Regions from separate parts of the Homo sapiens genome. Here region 2 is linked to region 1. The links are chromatin contacts, found by Hi-C or POLR2A ChIA-PET in ENCODE. All regions are on one chromosome and are shown on one strand. Each heading gives the region's core, a stretch centred on a gene start or an enhancer-like site at or near the end of the contact. The rest is flanking DNA. Distances are from core to core; before and after follow the strand shown.

The links. A loop is a pair of places that touch in the nucleus more often than their neighbours do. ChIA-PET counts read pairs that join two places held with the same protein, here RNA polymerase II (POLR2A). Pooled maps may share reads with other maps.
Region 2: a loop to region 1 is called in a map of PC-3, with 6 times the contacts of the local background. The contact joins two enhancer-like sites. A Hi-C loop is called at or near these places in 5 of 168 maps with a recorded cell type or tissue (PC-3, cardiac septum, gastrocnemius medialis and 2 more) and 3 of 50 pooled maps. POLR2A ChIA-PET finds 5 or more read pairs at or near these places in 4 of 52 experiments (HepG2, Panc1, WTC11 and 1 more).

Annotation. Positions count from the first base shown.
Region 1 is chr5:126,882,879-126,887,063 of GRCh38, reverse strand. All of the region lies in intron 3 of MARCHF3 (membrane associated ring-CH-type finger 3), which reads left to right. Among named protein-coding and RNA genes, the nearest start is that of LMNB1, 110 kb to the right of the region's middle. Within about 2 kb of position 2,648, at least 2 of the 41 ENCODE cell types and tissues checked have a DNase peak (open chromatin) inside an H3K27ac peak, as active enhancers do.
Region 2 is chr5:126,915,763-126,920,250 of GRCh38, reverse strand. It overlaps MARCHF3 (membrane associated ring-CH-type finger 3), which reads left to right. Exons shown (of 5, transcript NM_178450.5): 2 at 2,024-2,267. The coding sequence starts at 2,080. Among named protein-coding and RNA genes, the nearest start is that of MARCHF3, 110 kb to the left of the region's middle. Within about 2 kb of position 1,475, at least 7 of the 41 ENCODE cell types and tissues checked have a DNase peak (open chromatin) inside an H3K27ac peak, as active enhancers do.

The sequences.
Region 1 (4,185 bases), core at 1,399-3,898:
CAGGAGTGGAAGGGTGAGAAAGTAAGGAGACTATTACATGGTACCATCTTTTAGGTAAAAAATGAAGAGGGTTTGGATGGGAATAGTGGTGACCAGGGAGAGCAGTGCAAACATACTCAAGATGTATTCTGGAAGAATTGAGAGCATTTGCTGATAGACTGGATATAGGGGGAAGGGGAATGAAGAAAGGGAGAAATAAGGATGAGACTGAGGTTGTTTATGAGAGCCACCAGGTGTTGGTGTTCCCACATGCTGGTATGGGCCACCCTGAGAGAGGAATCTATTTGTGGGGGAGTTGGAATGGTGGATGGTGAATCTCGTGTTCTGCAGTGGATCTTGTAAAGCTTGTCATGTTTGCTGCACAAATGGAGACATATCAAGTAAGCAGCTGGGCACACAAGCCTGAAGCCCAGAAAAGGGTTGTCCTGAAATCCTTTAGTCAAGCCTGATGTTTTGAACTAAAATGAGAACTTATGAGTTCTATAGCATTGCTCTGACAGTAAGAGAGGCTGCTTCACCACTCCATCAAAGCCACAGCATCCTTATTCTGTTGAGGTAGACTCCCATTTTTGACTCCACAACAGAGTTAAAGAACTTCATAAAGTCACACAGCATTTGGGGGAACCACAATGCGGGGCAACTGGAAGTGGTGTCCTGTCCCCTGCCTCCGAGCCCATATCTTATCCCCAGCAAGGTGCTGCTTCTCCAACTTTATCTGTTGCAGGAGGGAACAAAAACTGGGATCAAGATTTTATGTAGTGTGAAAGTAAGTGAAAAGAAAGAATTGAAAGAGCATCAGGCTGGAGGTTTCAAATACTGGCACCTCACCATGTAACCTTAAACAAGGAACTTAACCTCACTGAGTCTTCATATCCTAATCCAAAATGGGAATAATAACAACACCTGGTGTTCCAAATTCAGTACAAATATCTGGTAGATCGTAGGCACTCAGTACATATTTTTGGTTGAATTGGAGTTGTATAACTTTTAAGAGGATATGTGGTATGTACCCTTCTCAATTATTTCAAGGTAGGTTTCTTCTAGAAAAAAAAAATTATATATATATATATATACATAGTAATTGTGACTAAAACAGCACAAGGGATCTTGAATAATTTACTAGGTTTCTCATACGACTTCATGACCTATGGAAAAATAGATGTTCCATGGTTACTTACATCTTAGGAAAAAAAGTTTGAATCGAAACTACAGGTTTTTCATCTTGTAACAACAAAACAATGTGTAGATATTTATCTTGGAAACCTAAGAAGAGCAATATGTAAGAAATGCTATCTCTAGTCTAGAAGGCTAAAAGCAATTAACTTGACAATTTGATGTTTATATGCCAACAAAGTTTCTCCTTTCCAATCAGTTTAACTAGTCTAACTAATACTGTAAGATCATTTCTGGTCAGACCTAGTGGCATCTCAGATGTTTATTCATTCATTTTCCTTTTTTCTTTTTTTAATCAAGATATATTTTTTAAATCAAGATTTTTTTTAAATCAACACTCTTGTTGCCCAGGCTGGAATGCAATGGCACAATCTCAGCTCACTGCAACCTCCGCCTCCTGGGTTCAAGCGATTCTCCTGCCTCAGCCTCCCAAGTAGCTGGGATTACAGGCATGCACCACCACGCCTGGATCATTTTGTATTTTTAGTAGAGATGGGGTTTTACCATGTTGGTTAGGCTGGTCTCAAACTCCTGCCCTCAGACGATCCACCTGCCTCAGCCTCCCAAAGTGCTGAGATTACAGGCGTAAACCACCACACCCAGCCTATTCATTCATTTTTGTTAAACATCTACTATGTTCCAGTGCTGTTCTTAGATCAAGGTATATGAAATAAACAAAAATAAACAAAGTTGAAGTGGGTAGCAATACATGGGCAACTAAACAGACAACTAAAGAAATAGCATCGTTTCAGAGAGTGTTGTGTGCTCTTGAAAATACAGCTGAGTAACATTCACAGGTGCTGGGAGTGTTTTCCATGAGAAGGTGCCGTTTGAGCTGAGACCTAAATAATGAGAAGCTGAAAAAGAATATGCGCAAAGGCTGAAAATGAAGCGAGAGGTAGCAGGAGACATGGGAACTGGTAGGAAGGGATGAAGTCAGGGCTTATAGTACCAGGTAGACAGTTTGGACTTTATTATGACCACTGGAGAGTTTTGAGCAAAGAAGCAACCCAATTTGATTTATATTTCTAGACGCTCACCCTGACTATTGTTTTGGGACTGGACAGCAGGGTGGCCAGAGTGGAAGCAGGGAGGCTATTGCCTCCCAAGTAGGAGATGATGGCGACCTAGCCTGGGATGTCAGTAGTGGGGCAGAGAGAAGCAGCCAGATTCCAGGTGTATGTTGCAGGCAGTGCCAATAGGACTTACCATGTCCTGGGCAAGTCCCTTAGCCCAGGAGGAAAGACACAGAATGGAACAGGATGACTAAGTGACAGGGGTGGATGGTCATTTACTGATATGGAGGACACTCAGCGGAAAGGAGTTATGAGGTACGTGCTAATCAGGAGTTCTGTTTTGGACAGATTAAGTTTGAGTTGTCTGTTAGTCATCTAAGCAGAGATGTTGACTGGGTCGTTGAATGTGCACGTCTAGAGGTTTGGAGAGAGGCCAAAGCATGAGCAAATACTCTGTAAAGTTCTCCTTTGAGATACTTTGTTACAAGTCTGGTTTGATGGATATCTGAAGCATGCATCTCCTAAGGTCCCCTGGGTCAGAATTTCCTTCTGTGCATCTTCAGCTGTCCTGGAAACTCATTGACAGACTGTGGAGTTCAGGGATTTAAAACACTAGTAGGAGTTTGTTTTTGTTCTCTGCTTTGTTTCAAGTTAACTGAAAAGCATGATTTTCAACTTTCATCTTCAATTTTAAATCATGCAAGAAACCTATCACTTACCTTCTGATCATTACACTGCCCCCCTCACATTCCAGCTCCCCAGATAAGCGAGAATTTAGTGTAGAATGTGTTGGGCTTACAGAATAAGACCCATCTCAAGAAAGGCAAGGTTAATAACTCTGCCAAGTGTCAGCCTAACAGGAGACTCAGGCAGATAAGCCCAAGTGAGTAAACACTGTGAGACTATGCCTTCTCTTTTTTTCCTTCTAGCTCCATAAATTTATTATGGTTTTCTATCAGTTTCTTTCATTCTTGTGATGGTTTCTCATTAAGGAGATTCATGGGGAAGGTTGTTATCGATCAGAGCTATTAGCCACCAGAGTGTAATCTGGTTTTAGTACAAACTGACCTGCACAGTGTCCTGTCTACCTTGGGGATTTAAGCTGATTAACTCAGAGCCTGGGAGGCAGAGTCTAAAGTTCTGTAACACAGCACCTCTGGCACCCCCTCTTCCCCACCAACCAGTAGGGGATTTAACATATTGACACTGTAATTAAATCCAAATCCACACTTAACCCACCTTGAAAGTAGCCACTGGTACCTGGCTTACCTTAGATGTACATTCACAGCCAGTGAATGATGCTGTGGCAAGGTAGTAGAGTGCTGCTTTAATCCCCTCTTCTGTCTCAGGCCCTTCAGTGCTGATTACGGTGGGGTTTCTAGTTTGTTTATTTATTGTACTTATTTCCAAGAATTGATCAACCTCATGGTTCAGAAATAAGTGATTAGAATGAGATTTCTACAGAAAAATAGGCAGCTCACTGCTGGGGCTTTCAACAGCATGATCTCTGTACTGCATGTTTTGATGGAACCAGAGAACAAGATGCCAGAAGGGTGCCCTTGGTTGCCCACGGAATCCCTGGCAGCCATATGAGTGGATCCACCAGGAGAAAAATGCCACAAAATTTACTAGTCTCAATCATTGACCTTGGCTTTTAAAATATAGCTAACCACCAAGTATACGCTGAAGACTAAGGTCAAACTTAAGACCCTTCAAGAATGGCATTTGAGCTGCAAAAGCTGTCCACAAGTGGGCAGGATAAATTAATTGGTATCTCACACCAGAGGAACTTCAATAAGTAAATATTCCTTCTTGTACTGATAAGTACAATTAAGATGTAACCATTTTCCTCCCCTTCCATCCAGCTACTTCCTGACCCCATGCTTTACTAAGAATTATGATATAGTAGAATGGTTAGGGGCACAGTCTTTGGAGCTAGACTTCATGAACTAAAGCCACAACCAATCTTGTGTAAGTTATTTAAATTCTCTGTGTC
Region 2 (4,488 bases), core at 226-2,725, 34 kb before region 1:
AAAAACAAAACAAAACAACTGTCTGGCCCCAGTCACAAATCAACTGCACCCTGCCAACCCTTTCAAAAAAATAAAAAGAAGATATCTACCCAAAAAATTTACTGGGGTTTTCTGAATGGTGGGATTATGAGTGAGTTTTATTGTGTTCTTTGTGCTCTTCCATAGTTTTTATAACATACCGTATACTAATTGCTTTGTAATTTTTTAAAAAAAGCAAAAAATCCTATTTAACCTAGTCAGTTAGTTGACCTATACCAACTAACTGACTGTGCTGAATGTTCAGTATTGCTGGTCTTGAAAATGGCATGAGTGGGGCAGCCTCTGCCTGTGCCCCCACATCAGGTCTCAGACAAGGACTGGAGTCCACAGCCGTCTCCCCACTGTGGGTTCAGAAGGGCTGCTGGGCAAAGGCAGACGCAGACCCTGAGAGGACGCCAGGCAGCCAATGAGGGTGGGAAAGGGAGGCTGCTGGTGCAAAGCCAGCCAGACACCTCAGCAGCAAGGAAGGGATGACAATCACGTCCGATGATTGTTTTGGACAGTCAAGCCTGCTTGACATGTGCGTGTCGGGAGGGAAACTGTCAGTTTCATCAGGAAACACTGCATTCTTGCCTGAGAACATCCAGTTGATGCACATTGTTCTGGAAGTTGGGAAGATCCTGTTTTCCAGAACCATGGGGATCAAGGAAAATGTAAGAAGTAGAGACAAATATCTGGGAGAAAACAACCCCTTGCAGAATTCCAGGAATCCTCTTGGGGTTTTGGGTTGTGCAAATAACAAGATATTTCATTTATTTAAGTCTGAGCCTTGACCACCTAAATGGGTTCTTGATGTGAGCTCAGTCTGTCAACTAATCCTGCTGCTGTCTACTGAGCCCAGGCCATGTCGAGCTCGGGAGCTTGAGGTGAGCAGGCTAGCACTCCTAGCCATGAAACTGTGTCATCTCACCTTTGGACAGAATTCTTCCTTCAAGTTTCTGTAAAAACCTCTATTTCTTATGTGTCACATGCTGACCTATTATTGAATCCAGTGGAGTTCCTCACTCCAGTGGGTCTGAGTGCTTTGAACTTGAGGTCATGACCCAAGCCTGCACCACACAGATTGGGAGCAGAATTCCTCACGGTTTATATGATAAACCATGTGCCTAGGAGGTAAGGCCCTTATTTGTAATGGATTATGTTTAATTGGTGATAGAGATCTCATTCATTATTTTCTCACGTTCTCCTATGTGTTTCCCTATGATGATGCATATACATCTGCATTTTAGGTAGTACACAAACAAGACATCATGCTAACGTATTTATTGTCACGTTCATTAGAAAATAAAAGCTCATTAAACTCATTTCATGAATAACTTGAAGACAAAGCTAAAATAGGTTCCATTTTTAAAGGAAGTTAATTTCAAGATGTATTGAGTAGAAAATTTTATTATGCAACAGATATGGCAAAAGTCGAAAGGTGGTACAGTCATTGAGTGATTCATGTTTGGCAAATATTGTCCTAGAACATACTATTAATACTTGGCCAAATTCATTTTTATTTTCCTTCCTTCTTTCTCTCTCCTTTTAATCTTAGTATCTCAGAATGAAGCTGCATGTAGAATAAATTGCTTACCAGAAAAAATAGTTCTGAATGTTTTTAATAATGATTTTAGTAACTTTTAGAGAGTGTCAACAAAAACTTATTGCTTCTCTAGCACAGAGCAGGGAACTGCTTATCTTCTCTTCAGATCTGGGCCTCAGAGTCATCATTCTGTCCCCTCGTGGAAAGCAGGGCTGCTAAATGTTTATATACACGGACATGCTTGCTGTCTTATTCATACCATATCTGCTGTTTCTTGTGGGCTCTGTGTGTGTGTGTGTGTGTGCACTTGTATTAAACAGTAACAAGATAATGTGCCACATCTAGGCTACCCCTGTTATTTGTATTAAATAATGACATGATGATGATGTTGGTGGCCCATAATTCTCCATTTTCTATTAGCCACCCTGCCCAAGTAAACTGTTTTCTGATCTCTCTTAGATGGAAATCCTGTATGAATGTGGAAGCCATTAGCAGAGTAATTGCTGTCTGTTACCATGACAACCAGCCGCTGCAGTCACCTGCCCGAAGTCCTGCCAGACTGCACCAGCTCAGCTGCACCCGTGGTGAAGACGGTGGAGGATTGTGGCAGCCTAGTGAATGGGCAGCCGCAGTATGTCATGCAAGTTTCAGCCAAGGACGGGCAGCTGCTGTCAACAGTAGTGCGGACTCTTGCCACCCAGAGGTAGTACCACAATTAAAATAAATGAATCTGTAATTGATCCAGAGAACTCTTTGTCAGATGGAAAATGCTAATGGGAATGTAATTAGTGCTCAGGTCTTTGTGTCAGGTGAGAGGAGGTGCTGGAAAAAAAAAAAAAAGACTACACGAGTTCTGTTATTGCCGTTTCTATAGCAATAGGATATAAAGCTAAAATTCACCTTATCAAGATTTCCCCTCAAATCATATTTACAAAGAGCCAGGAGGGGAAGGAACCCACAAGATACGGGGTTGTTATTTTGACATTGTTATGCTCTCTTGTTGTCTCCAGTAGGTAACAAAGGTGGTCCTATTGGAACAGGATTAAGAAGGTATCTGATTTCAGGCGACTGAGTCAAAGTGATTGGATTTGTGGGCAAAACTTTTGAAGTGACATTCTTGGTGTGCATGTGGACTGGCATTGCCTGATGGAAGCGCTGTCCAGGGCTACTTTCTGGGTGGGTGTCTTCTTATCACTTGGAGGTCTCTTCTGCTGTCCTCTCCTTCAGCCTCAATGGTCCCCCATCCCTGACCCTTCACGCACACTCTACCCTATGAAGTGCTATTGTGAAAACCTCCTGAGCCTTCCCAAGTGGTGAACTAAAGCCCGAGTGCAGGCTCTGAGCAGCTTGGAGACCACTTATCCTGACCAGCACTTTGTCTCCTCTTGTGCTCTTGTTGGATAGGGAGCTATGGGCTGCCAGGCTAATAGGAACTCCTTGGCTTCTCCAGCTTTTTCTCAGAATGGTTAAGTGGGACTTCTAACCTATGCATTTAAAAGGTGGATCAACATTGGATTTGCCCCCTAGTGTCAGTGCTGACACTTCTGACCTCTAACATAGGACCAGTCATTCACACCTTATTCTCTTACCTCTGTCTGAGTGATCAGTCAACCCCTCTGGTGCAGTGGCATCCCACCCTGGGCATGGTGGCCCTCAGACACTGAATCACACTCCCATGCTGTTGTAAACACTGCTCATATGCCCTCCATTTAAAATCTGTGCTGCTAGTGCAAAGGAAAAAATAGAAAAACCTTTAATATGTAATTTCTGACTCTTGGAGAACTTTTAACAATTGGTTAGGACTCAGAACAGGATGAGGCAGTGACTATCTTCGGTCCTCTGCGAACTGAGACTGGGTGACTGATGTGCCCCACTCACCCTTGCAGGCATCAAACAGCTCACTTGACCAGGAAGAGCAGGCTATGGTTGATGTGGTTGAGACCTGTGAGCCTCTGTGTGTGTGTGTGTGTGTGTGTGTGTGTGTGTGTGTGTGTCTGTCTGTCTGTCTGTCAGGTATTTTTACCTGCTTTCCCACCATGCGGTACTGTAAACCAGGTTTCAGAGTTTTACAGGCTCAGTGTAAATGAAGGAGGCCCAGAATCATGAGTTAAAAAAAAACTTGTCAGCTTTCTTTTCCCACTCGTGGGCACAAGTAGGCCTTTCAGGCTAGTGGGAGGGAGATCCTTTCCTTTTTTGATCTCCTTTTGGCCTTCACTCATTCCCAGGATCATTCTCAGAAAGGCCTTTGGGAAACAGCAGTCTTCCATGGCTATTTCCATTTGGACCAAAGATAGTGTTCAGGAGGATGAATGGGCATGTGCCTGGGTCACTGTCATCTTTGGGAGGCATACAGAGAGGCAAGGGAGGGCAGGTAAAGAGGCTGGTCCTAGGATTGTCACATATCATGAGGACACATTTTAAAATCTGTTGCCCAGTGAAGAATAGCACAAGCAACATAAGACATCCATCAGAGAGGCATGGTCCTCTCCCAGGGCAGGGTACCTCCCAAGCAGTGAGGCCATCCTCTTTCCATTGGCCACTGACTTACCTGATGAGGGCCAAGTTATTTGATTTTCTCTGGCCTGAGATTTTCCTTGAGAGATAGTAGCTAGCATTAACTAGGCATTTGCTGTATGCTGGTCCCTATTCTAAGCTTCTAATCTGGGCTATCTTTTCACATGCTCACTGTCATCATATGAAGAAGGCACCATTTTTGTGCCCATTTTAGAGATAAGGACACTAAAGTATGGGGAGATGAAGTTACTTGCCCAGAGTTATCCAGGTAATAGACAGCAGAGTTAAGGTCTGAGCCCAGCCAGCCAGATTCTGGAGCCTGCACTATGAACCCCTAACTACACTAAGCTGCCTTTATGAAATGTGTAGGAGTGGTTTTTCCAAATTAAAGGCAGAACTCTAGACTGAGG